2 separate regions of the Homo sapiens genome follow, and region 2 is linked to region 1. The links are chromatin contacts, found by Hi-C or POLR2A ChIA-PET in ENCODE. All regions are on one chromosome and are shown on one strand. The core of a region is the stretch at or near the end of the contact, and the rest is flanking DNA. Distances in the headings are between cores, read along the strand shown.

The links. Hi-C counts contacts between places; a loop is a spot of excess contacts on that map. ChIA-PET counts read pairs that join two places held with the same protein, here RNA polymerase II (POLR2A). Pooled maps may share reads with other maps.
Region 2: a map of PC-3 shows a loop between it and region 1 (3-fold over the local background). The contact joins two enhancer-like sites. A Hi-C loop is called at or near these places in 2 of 168 maps with a recorded cell type or tissue (PC-3 and PC-9) and 7 of 50 pooled maps. POLR2A ChIA-PET finds 5 or more read pairs at or near these places in 2 of 52 experiments (BJ and CD4-positive, alpha-beta T cell).

The regions. Positions count from the first base shown.
Region 1 is chr3:106,112,367-106,116,772 of GRCh38, forward strand. No RefSeq gene overlaps it. Among named protein-coding and RNA genes, the nearest start is that of CBLB, 250 kb to the left of the region's middle. Within about 2 kb of position 2,570, at least 3 of the 41 ENCODE cell types and tissues checked have a DNase peak (open chromatin) inside an H3K27ac peak, as active enhancers do.
Region 2 is chr3:106,204,226-106,208,631 of GRCh38, forward strand. No RefSeq gene overlaps it. Among named protein-coding and RNA genes, the nearest start is that of CBLB, 340 kb to the left of the region's middle. Within about 2 kb of position 2,091, at least 7 of the 41 ENCODE cell types and tissues checked have a DNase peak (open chromatin) inside an H3K27ac peak, as active enhancers do.

The sequences.
Region 1 (4,406 bases), core at 1,320-3,819:
CAGACGATGGGCGGCCGGGCAGAGACGCTCCTCACTTCCTAGATGTGATGGCGGCTGGGAAGAGGCGCTCCTCGCTTCCTAGATGGGATGGCGGCCGGGCGGAGACGCTCCTCACTTTCCAGACTGGGCAGCCAGGCAGAGGGGCTCCTCACATCCCAGACGATGGGCGGCCAGGCAGAGACACTCCTCACTTCCCAGACGGGGTGGCAGCCGGGCAGAGGCTGCAATCTCGGCACTTTGGGAGGCCAAGGCAGGCGGCTGCTCCTTGCCCTCGGGCCCCGCGGGGCCCGTCCGCTCCTCCAGCCGCTGCCTCCCCGGCGGCGCTCGCCGGCGCGGCGGCAAAGACTGAGACAGCTCCGCTGCCCGCTGAACTCCATCCTCCCGGCGGTCGGGCGGCGGCGGCTGCCAGTATTTTGTTATAGCAGCTAAAATTAAAACAATGGTATTACTTTTGAGTTTCTTCTACTGAAATTTATTGAACTTTATCAAAGTTAGAAAGTATTGTTAGATGTGAATTAATGGGCAGCTTGCAATGTCTTTCATGTCCCATTCAAGAACTCTACACTATGCTTTAAAATTTTATATTTGCAAATATAAATGTAAATATCCTTATGAAACACCTATTAGCTCTAAGGAGGAGGATACACAGGAGGCTGTCAGATGGCTCTGACACAATGAACCCTTAGAACAGGACAGAAAACCTTTGTGCCCCAGACATCCTCCCTGGCTAAGAGCAAGTTAAATACTCAAAGCAATTGACCACATTTTGAGTTTTCCCTGCCCCTAAACAACAGTTGGCTTGGTCTTGCCTTTATATGAATCGAACTCAGGTGTTCTCTACTGCCAACTTTGATTCTCATTTTTGGACCTTCTAGGATTTGTATTCATAGGTGGTCCTTTCTATTTGCAGACCTTGGGTTTATAGAATTGATTGTTGTTTGACTTTTTTACCTTACCTCTGGAAAAAAAATTTTGCCATCCCAATAACTCAATCTTCTCCACTTTTCTTTGCCACTTTGTGCCCAGTCCTATAATTCTTAATCACTCTCAAAAACCCTAAGGAAAGAGACACCCCATTATGGAAGAGAAGTTTATGTGAATGATGATTTTAATTACTGTACATTTGTTTGAAAATTGCCAACTGAGAAGAAGCTAGAGAAAAAGCCAGAAACCTGCTTGACACTATTAATTATTTTGAGTGTCTGAATAAAGTCTTAGAAAGCATATTGATCAGATTCCCAGATGGTTCAGTTCTAGGTGGTCTGACTGACAAGAAAGGTGATAAAATAAATATTCATCCTTGAGTAATGATAGACAGGCTATTTTATTTTCTTGCCTGGATTTTCAACATATCTGCTTACATTAGTTTTTAACAGGAGAATTCATTTTAAAAAATGCAAATTTTTATCAGTATAGGTTGAAATACTGGACTGAATACAAAAAGATTCTATCCAGAAGAATGACACAAAAATACACATTTGTGTTTTGTTTTTTAAAATTTGCTAAAAATACAAAATGGTGAGGACATGGCTTGTCAGCTAGAAGGGACTGAGCTTAACAGCTGTCAGTATGTCGAAAAAATCTGGATTCTGTAGACATGAGCTGACTTAAAAACAACAGAACATTAATAATCATAGACTGAATTAATAGAATTGTGGTATCCAGATAAAAGAAGTTAAAAGACTGTTAATCAAAGAAGACTCTCAAATATTTCTCTGCCAAGGCATACTTAAATATGAACATGAATATAGTCTGAATTTCACTCAATATAAGATAAATTAAAATTAGGGTTATATTAAAATATATTCTCTTTTGAAATGACCAAGATTAAAGAGTCTGATGTCATAATGTATCAGTGAGGAAATGGGTGAAATATATATTTTTGATAGTTGTTTACATTTCTAACAGTTTGGAGGATAACAATTTGGCATCTATCAAGTTTGTAAATATGCCTACTCATTGTGGTCAACTGTGCTGGGAAATATTTTAAATATTTGCTTCCATCCCTATGGGGAGATAAGGATATATCCATACCCAATTGATTTGAGCCTTGACCACATGCCTTTCTTTGTGAATAGAAGCAACATGTATTATTATTTCCAAGGAGAAACTTTAAGTACCCTCACACAGTTAGTCACGTTCTCTTTTCCTTCTACCAAAAACCTAGCATGTCCTAGAGGATTACTCCTTTAATCCAAGCCAAAGTAGCCTGCAATAGACATGTAACATGAGTGAGAGAGCAATCTTTAATGTTATAAGCTACCAAGAGTTTGACATCATTTGTTATTATGGAATAGTTTAGTGTAATCTGGTTGATGTAAGCTATAGCATTTAACTCAGTGGTTCTACTTGTTTAAATTTATCCTGTAGCTATACTCAGGACTATATAAAATGGTATACATACATGGATATCTGTTACTATATTATATGTAATAATAAACTATTACAACCACCCTAAATGCTCATCAGTATGGAAGTGGCCAAATAAAATATAATGCAGTCATATAAAAATATTCTGAAGTTGCAAAAATATTATGCAGTTTCTTTCTATTCACAAAGAAAGTCATGTGGTTAAGGCTGACATCAATGGGGTGTGGATATATAATTATCTCCCCATAGGGATGGAAGCAAATATTTAAAATATTTCTCAGCACAGTTGACCACAATGAGTAGGCATATTTATGAATTTGATAGAGGCCAAATTGTCCTCCCCAAAACTGTTAGAAATGTAAACAACTATCAATTTTATGTATTAATATGGGTTGATCTCAAACATGTATTTACAGTTATGTAAATAAGAAGGCAAATATAAAATATTTATGTGTTTATACATAGACTTTCTCTGAAATGAGATAGGAACTTGACTCTGTGTAAGAGAAATGGATGACCAATAAGTAAGTTTGAAAGGGTGTTTTTTTAATTGTGTACCCTTTTGTACCTTTGGAATTTTGAATGTATATGAATTTACGTTACATATTTAAAAGAAAAACAAAATGTTAATTACCAAAAGAAGATATAACATTTGATTAGACCATATATGAATTTTGGAGTTCTTCACTCTCTAATAATTTTAGATTGATTTTATAATCAATCCTGCCTCTATCACTTTGCTGAATATATCACTTGTCCATTCTACCTACTAAATAACTCTAACCATTTCTTATGTTCAATCTCACTATATAGCTTTTTTTCCCAGTGTAGCCCACTTGGATTTTTATGCCTTCTCTGAATTACAGTAAACACAGTTGGTGCCCTGCCTAGAACTACTTACTGAGTTGGTGTGCCCATATTGCAGCTACTGTAAGTGTTGCAATGATTAACATCTGAATTCTTCTCTGGAGAATTGTCCTTGGCCAATGGGAAATCTTTTACCCTGAAATGTCTGGGAAGTTATGGAACTGCCCGGAGGACGCTTATAGCTAGAGCTAACTGAATCAAGGGTAAACAATCTTGTGCATCAAGATGGAACAACTTTGTGGTGCCATTTGCACTCCAGAGCTCCCAATGAGATCATGACTGAAAATCAAATATTTGTTCAGTTTATTCTTCCCCATGATCCTGATTTCTTTATTTCCTCACAGATTTCCCCAATTGTGTTCATCTTGTCAGCCCACGGGACACTGTATTTACCAACTTAGTACACTGCGTGTGTGTGTGTGTGTGTGTGTGTGTGTGTGTGTGCGTGTCTATGTCTGTGTGTGTAGTGGGCCAACATTATTGTCAGTTGTGGTCAGTAGTGGCTCTCCTTTGTAAGTTGGGCTTTTTATCACAGATCTAAGATTCTTAGCAATGAGAATGATGGAATCCTAGACTAGCAGAGGCCAAGTAACAGTACTTAACTTTGAAAAGTCATATTGTATTTACTCATATTTTTGTTTACCATGCACTTTCTTTCTTCTTCATGCTCCAAATTTCTTTCCTTTATTGTTTCTATTCTGTTTAGGAAATTTCCTTCAGCCATTCTTTTAGTGCAGGTCTGCTGGCCACAAGTTCCTCAGTTTTCCTTCATCCTAGAGGTTTCCTCTTTATTCCTAAAGGATATTTTCACGGGATAAAGAATTCTGGGATGACTTTTTTTTTCTTTCAACACTTGAAAAATATTGTGACACTTCCCTCTGACCTCCAAGGTTTCTGATGAGAAACCTGATATTCAAATTAGTTTTCCCTTTCCCTTTTAGATATGGTGATGGTTTTTCTGTACGCTTTTACAGATTTTTTGTTCGTTTGTTTGTTTCTTTGTTTTTGAGACAGAGTCTCGCCCTATCGTCCAGGCTGGAGTGCAGTGGCACGATCTCTTCTCACTGCAACCTCCACCTCCCAGCTTCAAGTGATTCTCCTGCTTCAGCCTCACAAGTAGCTGGGATTACAGGCATGCACCACCAGACCCAGTTAATTTGTGTATTTTT
Region 2 (4,406 bases), core at 841-3,340, 91 kb after region 1:
TCTAGAAACACTCTCACAGACACATCAAGAAATAACGTTTTACTAGCTATCTGGGCAACCTTTAGCCCAGTCAAGTTGACACATGAAATTAACCATCTCTCTTTCACACACACACACACACACACACACACACACACACTCATATCGAATATTTAAGGAAACAGAAAAGTCAACTTCTCTGACTCACTGTTGTAATATATTTCACATTCATCAAAGCACCCTTTCGTGTCAACTTCCTTCCAGGTAATTTTAGCAAATGCTGGTGGTACCCTGTTCATATTCCCTTATTTCTTTGAAGCTTCCCCCATCCACTATGGCTTTCTATTTCTCTCTCTGCATAAAAGTTTTGTATATCCTTTGAGCCTTCTTTGTCCGTACAGAGGAGTCAAACCAGAAATGCCAGGGAGTTAATGCTCCATGAGTAACCTTCAGGCAATGAGAAACAAGAGCTCATGTATAACATTCCAGCTTCCTCTCTCCTTAGTGAGAAAATTATGTTTTGTTTTATGCACTGTTTCACAGGGTCCCTTCATGCAGAACTTCTCACAGACAATGGGTAACTCCATTTATTGATGCACTTTTTATTGGTCCTCTTCTCTTCTGTGCTTTACTTCTGTACCCTCTCATTGTATTTTCCTCAAATAAACTACTTACACCCAAAATCTTGTCTAAGGGTCTCCTTTTGCAAGAACCAAATTAAGATAGTCGTAAATAATAAAAGATGGTGGGGTTTTTCTTTCTTTCTTTCTTTCTTTTTTTTTTGAGACAGAGTCTAGCTGTGACACCCAGGCTGGAGTGCAATGGTGGGATCTTGGCTCACTGCAACCTCCACCTCCCTGGTTCAAGTTTTTCTCCTGCCTCAGCCTCGCAAGTAGCTGGGATTACAGGGACGTGCCATCATGCCCAGCTAATTTTTGTATTTTTAGTAGAGACGGGGTTTCACCATGTTGGTCAGGCTGGTCTCGAACGCCTGACCTCGGGTGATCCACCTGCGACAGCCTCCCAAAGTGCTGGGATTACAGGCCTGAGGGACCGTGCCCGGCCAAGATGGTGGGTTTTTCGGGCCGGAAGCAGTGGCTCACGCCTGTAATCCCAGCACTTTGGGAGGTCAGGAGATCAAGACCATCTGGCTAACACAGTGAAACCCCGTCTCTACTAAAAATACAAAAAATTAACCAGGAGTGGTGGCGGGTGGCTGTATTCCCAGCTACTCAGAGGCTGAGGCAGGAGAATGGCGTGAACCCGGAAGGCGGAGCTTGCAGTCAGCCGAGATAGCGCCACTGCACTCCAGCACGACCTACAGAGTGAGACTCTGTCTCAAAAAAAAAAAAAAAAAAAAAAAAAAAAAAAAAAAGAATAGGTCTTTGGAGAGAACTGGAAGTTTTAGACCGTCAAATTTAATGCACAAAGAACTACCTACCTGTGGCTTTATTATTGTTATTTTTTTCATCATTATTTTTATCAGGACTTTTTTTTTCACTGCTCATCCCTCCCCTGATGCTGATGTAATGAGGCAGCCTAGTGCTTACGAAGGAGACCTGAAATAGGAATATACAGATGCACATTTACCCTGTCTCTATCGCCTAAATTTTCAGCCTCAGTTTCATCATCTATAAAATAGATGTAAAATACTTGCTTTTCTAGCCTTCTAAGCTTTCTGCAAGACTTAAATTGGATTAGAAAGAGTGTTTTCTATGCAATAGTTTAGGAGCTGACAAGAACTGATATCAAGTTTATGCTTGAGCTTTAATCTCCAACTCACATGTCCTTTGCTGTTAATGTGTTTATGCATTTGGTAACTTTACCTAACATCCTTTAGAGTACCATGTGTTGAACTTCAGGACTTGAACTCTATGAACGTTATTTATATTCTGCTATAGATGCACAAGAGACCAAACAGTTAACAATCACTGGTTGTTAACTGGTGCTGAGAGAAAAGTTCACTTTGTGTTTTCCTCATGGGCATCTTTGCAGCAGTAAGAGCTTCAACTACAGTTCTCCCCCAAAGGAACCTGTCTAAAACCTGAACTCTTCTTATAATACTTGATCAATCAGGAAGTTCGAAACACACAGTTCTTCGACTTAAGAGCGGCTAGGGGAAGAGCTCTGTTAACCACACCATTGTGGAGCCGGAAATTCTTGCTTCCTCTAGAAGCAGCCATCTGGAATCACTATTACTAAAGCAGAGAGATCCAATTACAAGTATATATTTGTCAGGGAAACGCCTGACAGCTTTTAAAGGAAACTCTATTCTATGGTGCCAAGGCCTGGCCAGGTTTACCTGCGGAAAATAAGTCAGATACAAAGGCATGATCTGTACCGCAGAAACGAAAAGGAAGGAGAAATGGAAATAAAATAGACCTCTATTTTTATTATTCAGATTGTTTTTATATAGAATGATACGTTTACCATGTTTTTAAAAAGATTATAGAATATGTTTTCTTCCGTAGCAGAGAGGGAGCAATCAAGCTCAAATTACAAAGCGAGGAAAAAGATGAAAGTTTAGAAACCCTTAGAACTTTGCTAATGTACAGACAGAAGCTGAGGAAGGCTGAAATACAGGAAATAATGATTACTATTTGTGTTCTCTTTCATAGTTTCCACTTTGGTTAAACTAACTGGAAGGAAACAAATGATTAGGTTACTTGTGTCATCACTTACATCAGTCGTTGTATTTTTGAAAAAAAAAAAAAAAAACAATAAAAACCCAACACATCATTACCGTTTCCCATTCAAGGAGAATGGGAATCATTGCTGTATCTTATTCCATGTCACAAGCTGAATAGTTTTGTTGCAAAGACAGGGGAATATTGAAATAAGCATAATAGTTTAATCATAGAAGTGGTTGTGAATTTTTTTTTGGAGACCAGAGGTTATAGATCACAGTAAACAAAATATCATCTACGGAACTCTCTCTTCATTCCCACCTTTGTTCCTCTCTGTTCCCCTGAATGAATGCTCAGAGTATCATAAGGATCATCATTACAAATGCACAATCTTTTGTATGGAATTTTCATTTTTTTCTTTATGAAGTATTCTCATCCTTTCAAAGAGAGCCCTGATCAAGCCCTTTTTAAAAACAAACAAAATAGAAATAGTGTTGAGTATCTGCCATGTGCTAACCATCAGGCTGGACATCATATCCATTAACTTACATTCATGTAAATTAGTGGTTATTACTTGGTTTCCTTTTCCCTCTATTCCCTTCCTACTTAGAGTGTGCAGCACAAACTTTAGCACTTAACTGTGGCATCTCTATTGTTTAATTTTTTCTAGGCTGAGTGTGGTGGCTCACACCTGCAATTCCTGCACTTTGGGAGGTGAGGTGGGCAGATGGTTTGAGCTCAGGAGTTCCAGACCAGCCTAGGCAACCTAGTAAGACCTCATCTTTACAAATAAATTCAAAAATTAGCCAGGTGTGGTGGCACACGCCTCTAGTCCCAGCTATTCAGGAGGCTGAGGTAGGAGGATCTCTTGAGCCCAGGAAGTGGAGGTTGCAGTGAGTAGAGATGGTGCCACTACACTCCAGCCTTGGTGACACAGCGAGACCCTGTCTCAAATAATAATAATAATAATAATTGCTTCCAGTGGATTTATCTTTGTTCCAAACAGGGTTTTGAACTTATTTTGAAGACTGAGACATTGTGTAATATCGAGTAGAGGCTTACTAAATGTTTCTAGAAGGTTACATCTCAGGTATAATACACTATAATTCAATGTGACTTCAGGCCATTCTTAACATTAAGGAAGCTTGATTTTCAGTAACCAGGAAATGAAAATGACATAGGCTAATACATATAAAAATCTCACTGTCAGCTGTATGACTTCAGTATGACATATAACCTCACTGCTTTTTGGCCCAATGTTATTGGATCAATGGAAAGGAAAAATTGTGGCATCCAAAAGAATGAGCTCCTGCTTCATAGGCATGACTGTGCAAAGAAGAAAAATCTGTAATCATTCTAAAGATATCAGTATAAGGGATAAACCAGTGATTTTAAAGTCATCCATATAAAGGGCTACTTTCCCCTGCCTCTTTCCAATCCATTCTGGATTAATGTTTTTGTAAAATACTTTAAAAATAAATTACCAGAAAAATGGAATAAAACGGAGAAATACAAAATATATATCCTAGTTTTTTTACTCTCAGATTCAACAAAGTTACGCTGCCAAATTGCTATGACTGCTTGTTCTAAATTTATAACTGACTTTGTTTCTGACTTGTAGCACATAATTTGTGGAGCAACACCATTCCGCAGACCCACATTTTAAGAAGTACTGGTGTAAATCATAATCTTATCTTGGGAACAGTTGCTTACTAAATACCAAAACAAACAGAAATCATAATCATTTTGCAGGGGAACTCTTCTGCTGGCCAGAGAAATAAACTTAAGGTAGAAAAGACT